2 separate regions of the Homo sapiens genome follow, and region 2 is linked to region 1. A link is a contact called in ENCODE Hi-C or POLR2A ChIA-PET data. All regions are on one chromosome and are shown on one strand. Each heading gives the region's core, a stretch centred on a gene start or an enhancer-like site at or near the end of the contact. The rest is flanking DNA. Distances are from core to core; before and after follow the strand shown.

What was found. Hi-C counts contacts between places; a loop is a spot of excess contacts on that map. ChIA-PET counts read pairs that join two places held with the same protein, here RNA polymerase II (POLR2A). Pooled maps may share reads with other maps.
Region 2: a loop to region 1 is called in a map with no recorded cell type, with 4 times the contacts of the local background. The contact joins the enhancer-like site here to the promoter of LINC01484 in region 1. A Hi-C loop is called at or near these places in 2 of 168 maps with a recorded cell type or tissue (both gastrocnemius medialis), 1 of 37 single-sample maps with no recorded cell type and 2 of 50 pooled maps. POLR2A ChIA-PET finds 5 or more read pairs at or near these places in 2 of 52 experiments (H1 and WTC11).

What each region holds. Positions count from the first base shown.
Region 1 is chr5:173,743,782-173,750,290 of GRCh38, forward strand. LINC01484 (long intergenic non-protein coding RNA 1484) reads right to left here and starts at 2,428. Exons shown (of 3, transcript NR_108027.1): 1 at 2,239-2,428. RefSeq lists enhancers at 201-250, 381-550.
Region 2 is chr5:173,952,800-173,959,308 of GRCh38, forward strand. CPEB4 (cytoplasmic polyadenylation element binding protein 4) reads left to right here. Exons shown (of 10, transcript NM_030627.4): 9 at 292-473; 10 at 3,111-6,509. The coding sequence ends at 3,338. Among named protein-coding and RNA genes, the nearest start is that of C5orf47, 33 kb to the right of the region's middle. Within about 2 kb of position 2,397, at least 6 of the 41 ENCODE cell types and tissues checked have a DNase peak (open chromatin) inside an H3K27ac peak, as active enhancers do; they include gastrocnemius medialis, where a contact is called at or near this core.

The sequences.
Region 1 (6,509 bases), core at 1,178-3,677:
GCCCAGTGAGACCTATTTTGGACTTCTGACCTTCAGAACTGGAAGGTAATAAATTTGTGTTGTTTTCAGCCACTAAGCTTATAGTAATCTTTTACAGCAGTAACAGGAGACTAATCCAACAGTCCCCGAACTGCCCCGCGTGGGAGTCCAGTGCTGCCTCTCTCCTGCCTCCCCTCTCTCAGAAGGCCTGGCTTCAAATCCTTGTTCTCCTTACCCACCGGGTGCTTTTGGGTACATGCAGCATTTCTTTGGGCCTCAGTTCTCTCATCTGCAAAACGCAGCACATGATCAAACTGTCACAAGGTTGCCGGGAGGTTAAATGAGATGATGCTTGTGAAGTCTCTTAGCAACTTTGCCTGCCATGAAATCGGTGCTTGATATTTTTAGATGTTGAGCATAATTCTGAAACTTTCAGTTGTCCTCCCAGAACCTACTCCTGCTCTGGCCCTGGCTAGGGCCCTAACTTCCCCTAAGGAGACAGCCCCTTCCTGCAGTGCTTACACCCAGCAGAGACCCTCAGGGAGGCAACTCTCTCCTTTCAACCGGCCCCAAGGAACCAGGGCCCTGAGGTGCTGTTCCCAGCAAAGAGGAAACTCAACCCAGGTTCAAATCCTTTTTTTTTTTTTTTCTGCCACTTCCCAGCTGGGTGGCATTGGGGGAGTTACTCCACCACTCCGAGCCTTGGTTTCCCCCTTTGTAGAATACCCACAGTGAGCCCTAGCCCAGGATGCTGGCCCAGGAGTGTGCTCATGGCTGGGCACGTAGCAGGTACTGGATAAACAGCTTCAGTGCACTGCCCTCTCAGCCAGGACCAGACCCCAGACTTGGTGGACCCTGGGGCTCATACAGTGTGTAGCGCCTCTTTAAGAAGGAGCCTCTGAACTTACAAACATACAATAGGGCTTCTGATGGGGCCTATGCCGGGGAGGCATCCTGAGGCCTGAATTCCATTCGCTTCTGCTTTCTGCTCTCAATCCCTCCTCCTCCGTAATGACCGGGCCAAACGTGTTTCAGAAACGTCCCTCCCAACTTGCCTGAATAAGCCCCAGGAGCCTGAGATTTTTACGAAATTGTCAGAGGCAGTGACCATCTTAGTCTCCCAGCAGGATCCAAGCTCCCTTGGTAAGTGAGCAAGACTTTTGATGGAACAAAAGCAAAATCTCTATCTGATGAGATTAGCTCCTTGGAAAAGAGCACACAGTTCATCTCTACCTTGCTTGGACAGTAGAGCTGCCAGATTAAAACAGCAACAACAACAGCTATATACATATGGATTCAATTTAATTTGAATTCCAGATAATGAATAATTCTTTAGTATAAGTATATACCAAATATTGCATGAGACATTTAACTGGATGTCCTGAATTTTATCTGGCAGCCCTGTCTGTCAGAGACACAGCAACATGGCTATTCAAATTCAGGATGTGTTTTGCAGAAGTGTTCCTGCTTTGAGAAGCAGCTGGGGGCCCTTGAACTTCAGCAGAATAACCAGTGGCAGAGGAAGGGATATGGGAAGCTGCCCCCGGGCAGGTTGGTGACGCTTTTAACAGCTGCACCCAGAGCCAGGTGGTCAGGGCCTGAACTGTAGCCTAAAATGAGCCTTGCAGCCACCCCCAGAGCAGGTGTTGGCACACCCATTTCTGCAGATGTGAAAGCCAGAGCGCAGCAAGAAAGGAACACCTTGTGAGCACCTACTATATGCTGGCATCTTACACGCATTAGCTCATAGCTAAGAGTGGGCAGATTTTGTAGCTGTTGCTATTAATGTAATGCAAGCATCAGAGAAGCATTATATGAAAAATAAGTCTTCTTCCCCACATTTGAGAGCGCTCAACCTCTTAAACCTCTCAGCGATTCCTCAGCCTCAGCACTATTGACATCTTGGGCCAAACTTTTTTCTTTTTTTTGTCGTGGGCTGACCTGTGCACTGTAGAATGTTTAGAAGCATTCCTGGCCTCTAGCCACTCAATGCCAGTGGCACCCCCCTCCCCGCCCCGTGACAACCAAGAAAATGACTCCAGACATTGCCAAATGTCCCGTAGGAGGCAAAAATCGCCCCTGCAAAACCACTGCTCTAGAATAATCACTGTTAATCATTTTGTGAAAGGGAAATAAATCTTGGGACCCCAAAATCACTAGGCCAAAGGGAAAAGTCAAGCTGGAAACCATGTTGGGCAAACCCACCACCCATTTCCTTCCTGAAGAAGATAGCTACAAAGATTTTTAAAAGCTACTTACCTTCCTCACAATTTTCCCACAAGGAAATTCCTTGTGGGCCTCAAGATCTTCACCCTAAATTAGTTCTGTTGAATTTCACCCTGGCAATGTAAACCAACAGCTGATCTTCACAGATGTGGGACAGAAAGTCATCCCTCTGCTCACCTGAAGCAAATGCCTATCCGATTGCTTCCTCTGCCCTATTGTTTATGTAAAAATGCTGATTCACTGAGCCAGACTAAGGCATAAGTGACTATTCTTCTACGCCCCCGCCCCCCACCACCGCATGTAAATTGTGTATTCAGTGAAAGGCTGATTAAAGACTCAAAAGAATGCGACTATTTGTCTCTTGTCTACCTATGACCTGGAAACCACCCCCTCCACCTTTCTGGACCAAACCAATGTACATCTTACACATATTGATTGATGTTTCATGTCTTCCTAAAACATATAAAAGCAAGCTGTATCTCAACTACCTTGGGGCCAAACAATTTTTGGCCTCAGGACCTCCTGAGGCTATGTCATGGGTGCGTCCTTAACCTTGGCAAAGTAAACTTTCTAAACTGATTAAGACTGTCTCAGATACTTTGGGTTCACACTTCCTTGAGAATATTTTTAGAATACTTCTAAGCACATGTGTATGCCTTTAAAAAACAAAACCAAACAACGACAACAAAAAGACAAGGCCAGGCTCAGTGGCTCACCCCTGTAATCCCAGCACTGTGGGATTACAGGATCTCTTTGAGCCCAGGAGTTTGAGACCCGCCTCAGCAACATGGTGAAACCCTATCTCTACTAAAAATACAAAAAACTAGTAAAGTGTGGTGGTAGACACCTGTAGTCCCAGCTGCTTGGGAGGATGACTTGAGCCTGGGAGGAGGAGGTTGCAGTGAACTGTGACTGAGCTACTGCACTCCAGCCTGGGTGACAGAGTGAGAGCTTGTCTCAAAAAAAAAGTTTTAAAGAGACAGGTTAATATATACACCTCTTTTATCACTTGCCTTTTTACTTATCAGTATACCTTGGACATCTTTCTGTACATCCCACTCATGAATCTGCATTTCTCCTTTGACAACTACGTGGCATTTCTTTGTGGGTATTGCTGCCATTGATGTAACCAGTTCCCTCACTACTGAGGCAGTTGAGTTGTTTCCAGTGTTTTGCTGTTACAAACAGTATTCCAGTCAGCATTCTCACACATGTATCTTGATATATCCATAGGATAAACCCCTAAAAGTGGAATCACTGGGCCATAGGTGTGTTCAGTTTTAATTTGATGTGCCACATTATATCCAAAATAGTTTGTACAATTTACTCCATTGCCGCTAACATCTTGATGAAAAGTACCAAACATTTAGTGAGCATTGACTGTATTTCATACACCATGTTAAGGGATTTACATGTGCTATCTTATTTAATTCTCACTATAATTCTACTGGTAGGAACTAATATTATTTCCATTTTACAAATGAAAGAACTTTGGCTTAGAGTGATTAAGAGTATTTTCTAGGCGGGGTGCGGTGGCTAATGCCTGTAATCCCAGCACTTTGGGAGGCCGAGGCAGGCGGATCACCAGGTCAGGAGATTGAGACCATCCTGGTCAACATGGTGAAACCTTGTCTCTACTAAAAATACAAAAAATTAGCCCAGCGTGGTGGCGGGCGCCTGTAGTCCCAGCTTCTTGGGAGGCTGAGGCAGGAGAATGGTGTGAACCCAGGAGGCAGAGCTTGTAGTGAGCCGAGATCGTGCCGCTGTGCTCCAGCCTGGGCGAGAGAGTGAGAGTCCATCTCAAAAAAAAAAAAAAAAAAAAAAGACTTTTCTAAGCTTGTCAGTGACAGTACCGGGATCCCAACTCAGAGCTCTCTCAGTCTAAAACCTGTTCTCTTCACCAATACATTTACTCTTCATAACAATTGTGTGAGCTGGGCCCCATTATTCCCATTTCCAATGGGATTACTGAGGCTCCAAGTAGTTAAAGTGACTTGCTCAGGGACATAGAACCCAATCACAAATCTGAGCCTGACTCCAGAATCTGTGTTCTTCTCTTGAGACTCCATGCCAACTCCTCCAGGAAGCTCTCTGGGATTACTCCAGCCATCCTTATCATCTAACCCCCAAGAGCAGCTCCTTGGGAGCCCTGGGAATCTGCAGCAGGCATTTCAACTCAGAGTGCATAGGTGTGTGGGTGTGTGGGATCTCACAGATGTTGAAGTCAGACAGACTAGATTAGAAACCCCTATGCCATCTACCTTCTGAAGTGAACTAGGGCAAGAGACCCTCCCTCTTGGGGTCTCAGTTATTTCATCATTATGATGCTCGTTATTACTGTTGCTATTAGTAACATGATAACAGTGATTACCCCTTATGGAGAGCCTTCTCTGTACCGCCTTTTACAGTGGGTAGTGTTTTAGTTTAGGTCCCTCAGGAAGCAGACACTGAGACAATGATTTGGGGCAAGGTTTTTATTTGGAAGGTGACCCCAGGCATCTTGGTGAGAGACTAGGGAAGTGACACAGGGAACAGAGTAAAACCATGGGATGGTGTGTGATGGACAGGTAATTGCCAAGGCTAGCTGGGCTCCAGCCTGCTGGGGACCTCTGAGAAGTCATGTGGCTCACGCCATGGAATACCCTACCCAGGCAATCCTCAGTGGTTGGGGGTCACTCTCGCTTTGTTGACTACAAGGCATTCCCACAGCCTCAGGTGGGGGCTGGGGTACTGTCTGCAGGTGGCCAGTAGCACAGCCTCCCTGCAGGCAATTTACAGGAGCCTCAGAATGAATTAATCACCACTCACATTGTGTTTACCACTGACCTTGTGTTTTAATTATCATTGACCTAATTGCCATTGACCTTGTGTTTTTTTCCTGTGAGTTCTGTCACTCTTTGGAGGGTCTATGCCTTGTACCTCACTTGGGTTTTTTGCAGTACCATGTGGGGCATGGCATAAACCTCCATAAATTGAGGCTGATGATTTGAATCCTTCAGTCATCAGCAAATATTTACTGTGTACCTACTATGTACTACGTGCTGTTTAAGAAATTAGTAGACTTCGGCCGGGCACGGTGGCTCACGCCTGTAATCCCAGCACTTTGGGAGGCTGAGGCGGGCGGATCACCAGGTCAGGAGATCGAGACCATCCTGGCTAACACGGTGAAACCCTGTCTCTACTAAAAATACAAAAATTAGCTGGGCATGATGGCGGGCGCCTGTAGTCCCAGCTACTCGGGAGGCTGAGGCAGGAGAATGGCATGAACCCGGGAGGTGGAGCTTGCAGTGAGCAGAGATTGTGCCACTGCACTCCAGCCTGGGTGACAGAGCAAGACTCCATCTCAAAAAAAAAAAAAAGAAGAAATTAGTAGACTTCATTTTTTTTTTTAGCAGTTTGAGGTTTATAGAAAAATGAGTGGAAAATACAGAGTTCTCATCTACTTCCAAAGCCCCCCAATCCCGTTACCACCTGTTATTAACATCTTGCATGGGTGTGCTATATTTGTTACAACTGATGAGCCAATACTGATACATTTTTATTAACTAAAGCCTCTAGTTTACATTACGGTTCCCTTTTTGTGTTGTACATTCTATGGCTTTGCACAAAGGCATCGTGATATGCATGATGCCACTATTCCCTGTGATCCACCTATTCAGCCCTCCCCGCTTCCCGCCCCTTCCCTCCAACCCATGGCTCCGGTGACTTTTTCAATGCTGGGAGTACAGCTAGGACAAAATAAAATTTCTGTCTTCAGGGAGCTAACATTTTAGTAGGGAGAGGGATAATATGTAAGCCAGCAAATAACACACCCAAGTCCAGGCGATGATAGAGGCTGTGAAGAGAATTTGTGTGGCTAGGGGAGGGGAGCTCTTGTTTAGACAGGATGGTCAGTGAAGGCCTCTTTGAGGAGATGACACTTGAGCAGAGCCTTCTCTGGCCGGAGACCCAAGGAGGCCAGGCTGTGGCTCCGAGGACTGTGCTGCTGAGAGGCTGTGAAAGATTCCATAGGCCACAGTGGGTGGACCCAGAAAGGCACGTTGACCCCTCACAGTAAAGGGAGGTGTCATGGCTGAACTGGGTCCCCCTGGCCTCAAATTCATATGTTGATGTCCTACCCCTAGTACCTCAAAATGTGACCACATTTACAGAGAGCATTTTTTTTTTTTTTAGACAAAGTCTCGCTCTGTCACTCAGTCTGGAGTGCAGTGGCACCATCTCAGCTCACTGCAACCTCTGCCTTCCAGGTTCAAGTGATTCTCATGCTCAGCCTCCTGAGTAGCTGGGATTACAGGTGGGCACCA
Region 2 (6,509 bases), core at 1,147-3,646, 210 kb after region 1:
CAGATGGATCACCCTTTCAGCACCTCAATTTCCTCAGGAAATTACTACCTACTTCATATAGTTGTGAGAAGAATAAAGAGAACATACTAGAAAACACCTAGCAACCCCTTGCCCACAATTAAAAGATTAAGGCTTAACACAATGGATGACTGGTTGTAGTAATGTTTCATTTTAATAATTATTATAATGATGTGAGCTCAGAGTACAGATGAATTGCTTTTGATGAAACGGTTGGTGAGCCAGATGAATTTTCCTGATTTTAAATATCCTCCTTGTTCCTTTCTTAATTAGTGGAGCTTGCGATGATAATGGATCGGCTATATGGAGGTGTGTGCTACGCTGGGATTGATACCGACCCTGAGCTAAAATACCCAAAAGGAGCTGGGAGAGTTGCGTTCTCTAATCAACAGAGTTACATAGCTGCTATCAGTGCCCGCTTTGTTCAGCTGCAGCATGGAGAGATAGATAAACGGGTAAGCCTTATACTACATTTTGGAAAATTCTAGAAATGGTCCTCTAAATGTGTGATTACCAATATTAGAACGGGAGCATTTTATGACAATAAAGTGACAGCTGACAATTTTGCCTATAGAGTTAATTATGGTCTATAATACATGAAATAATGTCCTATGAATTTCTTTTATCTTTCAGTTTTTTGAGTAGCCTAATCAGAACACTACAATTTACTTGAGTTAATTTAATCTTCTCTAACTTCCATTCAATCTCAATCCATCCGTCCATTCATTCACTTAGTTTGTAAGTCATTCAATAAATATTTACTGAATCCTTTGTTCTGTGTTATATCAAGTATACAAACAGGAATGCCCTTGAGGTTTCCTGCCCTTTTTTTTGTTTGTTTTTTAATCCTGGGACATAGGGAAGACCTCAGCAAGCCCTATTTCTCAATGAATTGTACTCACAGATTTCTTTTTTTTTTTTTTCTTTTTCCACAGCCGCCACCTCTCACCGATTTATTCCTTAGCTTGGTGTTTCATGTATTCAACAAACGTTTTAGTGCTTAGGGCAAGAAGTTCCTGTCCTCATGAGTTTATTTCCTAGCAGATAGAACTGTATCACTTGCCAGTACTACTCAGAGTGTGGCCTGTGGACTGACCTCCAGTCTGTAAACTTAGTTTGTAGTGAGATAGGAATTTAGACCAGAATGTGTAATCAACCACATTACTGGGCACAATGTTTGGTCCAGCTGGCGATTTTTTTTTCATAGAAAGCCTTTATTGATGAGGGAAGCAATATATTGATTTATATTTTGGGGTCACCTTTTTATTTCATGGCACACTGGCACTTTCATGCATGCTGACTTTGATATCCATCACTCTGAGGCATTGTGCTAAAATAGATTGATTTTATCGTGTTGTTCTCAATTCAAGATGTAAAAATCATCAAGTCAGTAGCAGTTTTTGCTTTTTATGTTTCATGTCATGTACAGTCTACTTCACTGGCAGTAAAAAAATTTAAGATAGTGGTGGTCATCCTACAAACTGTGAATCTATTAAAGAGAAAAGTATCTGTTCTATTCTAAGCATGGGGGAGGGACAAGATTAGTATGTTAACATGCCTACTTTGTTTGTTTGAGATGGAGTCTCTCTCCGTCACCCAGGCTGGAGTGCAGTGGTACAGTCTCAGCTCACTCCAACCTCTGCCTCCCGGGTTCAAGTGATTCTCCTGCCTTAGCCTCCCGAGTAGGTGGAATTACAGGCATATACCACCATGCCCAACAAATGTTTGTATTTTTAGTGGAGACAGGGTTTCACCGTGTTGGTCAGGCCAGTTTCAAACTCCTGACCTCAAGGGATCCACCTGCCTCACCCCCTCAAAGTGCTGGGATTACAGGCATGAGCCACCCACCATGCCTGGCCTACTTGGTTTTTTATGCACACTAAAAAATACCTACATCTCACTGCCTTATTCCAACATAAGTTTCAGAGCTGTGGGATTGGTCATTAGAAATTCAGACTGAATTTGTGTTCCTCTGCAATGAAATCCTTTGCCCAGTGTTCATGTCACTCTGTAGACATTATGGAGCAGCCTAGAGGCCAGAAGCCCAGTGCTCTCCTTATGCCTGCTCTTCCTGGGCTTCGTGACACTCTTCTTCTCCTTTTGTACTTTTATTTTTTTAGTTAAAAAATTTTTTTTAGAGGGAGGGTCTCACTCTGTCACCCAGGCTGGAGCACAGAATCACAATCATGACTCACTGCATGTTCTTCTCCTTTTGTTCATGGCTAATCTTGGTCAGGATTCCTTGTCAGAGCTGGGTGGCACCAGTGCTGGTGACAGCCTGCTGTAAGGGAGTTTCAGCCATGAATCTCTCCAGACTAAAAATAACCAGCTCTTTTCTAGCTGATGAATTAATAACCAGGTGACTGTTAATGCTTGAAAGGTTCACATGACAGGTTGGCCGATAGAACGCTGGAACAGGCCCAGTTTTAGAAATTCACCTCTGACTTTTAGACTCAGGTGAACCATTCTTACTGAGAAAGAACAAAGCAGGGTTTTAGACTGTGAATCCTATGGCTGCATCTTTTTTTTTTTTTTTAACAGAGTTCCAGGTTTGTGATTATAACCCAACATGTGTACACTATAAATAGAAACCACGAGCCAGGCTTTTTACGACAGCTCAGAATCTTGTGACGCAGTAGTCAGGCATCTTCACACCAACTTGAATATTGAAGTGCAGTTGTGTGGAACTTGGATCATCTTAGTTGATTTTGTTTAAATTATGATTCCACATATGACAAAAATCCAGATCCACTAATTAAAATGAGGGTTTATGTCTATGAATAATCTCCTGTGGGTTTAATCTCATAACATTCTAGTCTAAACAGTTGGCTTCACTTCATGATGTCTGCTCAAATCCTTTTTCCTTTAAAGGATGTTTATTTAATAAGAAAAAAATGTAAAATGATAGATAATAAAAGCCTTACTAGGTTCTTAAAAGATGAACTATCCATATTTCAGTAAATGAATAATTAGTCCTTCCTCTTTGGGCACCTTGGAACAGATTCATTCAGATAGTGGGTGGAAATGTACATGTATGGTAAGCATTGCTGGCCTAGTCACTGAAAAATGTAAACTCTTATTTTTGATTGCAGGTGGAAGTTAAGCCATATGTCTTGGATGATCAGCTGTGTGATGAATGTCAGGGGGCCCGTTGTGGGGGGAAATTTGCTCCATTTTTCTGTGCTAATGTTACCTGTCTGCAGTATTACTGTGAATATTGCTGGGCTGCTATCCATTCTCGTGCTGGCAGGGAATTCCACAAGCCCCTGGTGAAGGAAGGCGGTGACCGCCCTCGGCATATTTCATTCCGCTGGAACTAAAGGATAACTGCAGTGCTCATTTTCAGGCCTCAGAATAAGTGCACTCTTCTGTTCATTCTGACCCCTTCCTCAACCTCTTCACGCTGGCATGTCCTTTTGTAGCAGTCTGTAACTTAACTATAGTATAATGAAAAGAATGACCTATAATATAGGTGTTTTGTAGATTCTTGTGTCACTGCAAACAATATGAACTCCTTTTTCGTATTGCCATCGGGTTGCATGGAAGTTTTATTCTCTTGTTTTGCTGGAAACCAAGAGGATCCAAACTTCCTGCAACATTTTCTTAGAGGAGAGAGAGAAATATTAAAAGAGAAATGAAACAATAGAGTATTTTGGGTTTTTAATTAAATTATTGTTAATAATATAACATATAAGAATACTTTTATTAAAATAACCATGCAACAATAACACTATCGGTCTATCTGACAGTTTTTCCCCCAGGGAAGTGCTTTTGCCTTTTCCTTTCTTTTTTTTTTTTTTTTCATCTTTTTTGTCTCTCTCTTTTTTCCATCCCTTTTTAATTTTTTTAACAGCAATGGAGGAAGTTAACAATTTTTAATGGAAAGAGCATGTTAGAGCAAACAAATGCATAAGCAAGACTGAGCAGCATTATAATTAATTTTCAGGGTTTTGAGGCTGAACATAATTTCATTATCCCTCAAAAAGTTACCACCACATCAGAAAAAATAAAAAAAAAATAGTAAAGTAGGCAGAGCTAGGTTTATTTTCTCTTAAACAATTTTTAAAATTCAGAATGTAAAAATTGGGTAAATTTACTACTGAGGGGAGTGCACTTATTTATTTAACTTACTTATCTGGTCAAAGCCCCAGGAAACCTACCAAAGCTAGAATTAATGACAACTGGTGGGAAACCTAGCATTTCCTCTCCTGAAGAATAAATGTATAAATGTTATTTTTGATGTTTATATATAAACTCTATATCCTAATTTACTAATACTCATCAGATGTCAGCCTTTGCTCTCCATTTTGACGTTAAAAAACAACAACAGATCTAGAGATACCTCAAGGATATCATTTTTGATTTTGTGTTACAGTACACTTGTAGCCAAAACTGGAAGACAAAACCAATATATAATTTGGCTGCTGATTGGCTTACTTTTAGATTTAAAGTTACTTTGGGTATCCTGTAATTTAGTTGTAACATAGAAAATGAAAAAACAGTTAAAAAAAGTGAAGTAGTTGCAAAGTGTTTTGCACTGTTGAACTAAGTAACTGTGTAAATCTGTGCAAAGGTACGTATGTTTATCTTACTCTTCCTATAAACTAAAATAACATTACAGTTTCCGAATTTAGCATGGGACATAGTCAGTGTTTGAAGTGCCAACTTCATCAAGTAATGCATGCTTTATTATAAATAAAATTCTAGCTTTGAAAGGCGTTATGTGTTGAACAGTATGCTTCAGGGGTAAATTTAAAATAGTCTCTTGAAGCCCTAGTCATGGAAGTAACTTTTATTTTAATTGACATTCTCTTATTAAATGCCCTATCCATCATTAAAAGGTTTATTATCAGTGGGCAAAACATGAAATAATATGATCGAATGGCAATCTTGCTAGTTGCGCTACCTAACAGTACCATCTTGGATCCTTCAAAACCAAAGACTTGCCCCAGCACTGCTGTGGAACCACCTGGCTTATGACCCCTATGGATGATCTTTAGGAAAAGCAGCCCTTTACTTTTAATACAGGCTTTAATGAACTATACCTGTTAAGTTCCAAAGGTCAAAATGGAGGCATTTGCTGTCTAATATTCAAACATAGAAAGGGAGCTGCTTTTAAAGAATTCCCTGCAAATACTGAAAGCAGTCATGCGAATGGAGGGTGCTCTTGTGTAGCTGGTCAGGGACTTTTTTTTCTTTTCTCCTGAACTACATGATTCTAATTGGAATGTTCATTTGCCTCTTTTTACTCTTTTAAATGCTTGTAGGTGGCTTGGGGTGTGCTATCGTGCTGTTCCTACTCAGTAAACAGGTGTGATGAGTTAACAAGAAATAACACTGTTTGAGAACTAGCTTTGAATAATAATTTTTCCCTTTGTACATGACCTGCTGAATTTCGGTACAGTGTTTTTGTAGCTAACTTATTTTGTCATGCACATAATGTATATTTGTTATGCACTACTTTTGTATATCTTGTTTTTCCAACAGTGAACATTTTTAGGCACACTTTTCACTGACGGGATATCTCTTTATGCAATACCTCAATTTTTCATATTGCAAAGAGTAGCTTTTTGTACTTTTATTACTGAGAGATCTTCATATACTTCATTTTTTAATATAAATAATTTTAATAAATTTTATTTTCTTATATTCTGCTTTTTATACATTTCAGTGCTCTGCATACATTTTAAATTATGAATGTCGTGCACTGGCAATGCTATTTTAGAGTCTGCAGAGAAGAGAAAGCATGTTGCTTAAACATCCTTCCCCAGCACCAGCTATTGGTGTACCTATAATTTAAGAAATAGTCTATGTAAAGTCACAAATTAATGAAAAAAATTCGCATGAAAATGACAGATAACACTGTAGTTCCTAAAAAAAAAATTAAATGCATAAGCATAAGGTAGAAATTAAAATAACAAAATTGTCTACAGCTTCTTACTAAGTTTTTAAAATTATTCATAAAATGCAGACATTTTTGGTGAATGTTTAGCCATTTTTAATATTAATAAATTGATGTTAAGTGTTTGATTCAGAGATGTCTGCTCTTTTAAATTATATATAAGGAAAAAAAATAGCCTGCCTTGGGACAGGTGTGTAATGTTAGTGTGCATGACTAATGTAAGAAATTGTTATTCTACTAATATTTACTTGTGATTGTGTGACAAGTGTGTTTACAGATTATTGGTTACACTTCAATTTACAGGGCATAAACAATGATTATCTATTACTCTGAACTTTATGATTACATGTTCTTCAGATTACATGGGATTGTAGTTGGGAGTTACCATGTAACTCAAACATAATTAACATGTAATTAGTTTACAGATTGTAGGGCATCACTTCAATTCACCAAGCATGTAGTTCTAGCGCACTAGCATGGCGCCAGCCATGTACTTACAATGTAGTTACAGAGTAATTACATGGTGATTTTTGCAATGTAAAATAAAGTGTTTCTGATTATTTTCTATGTAAAGGAACCCTCTCCTTTC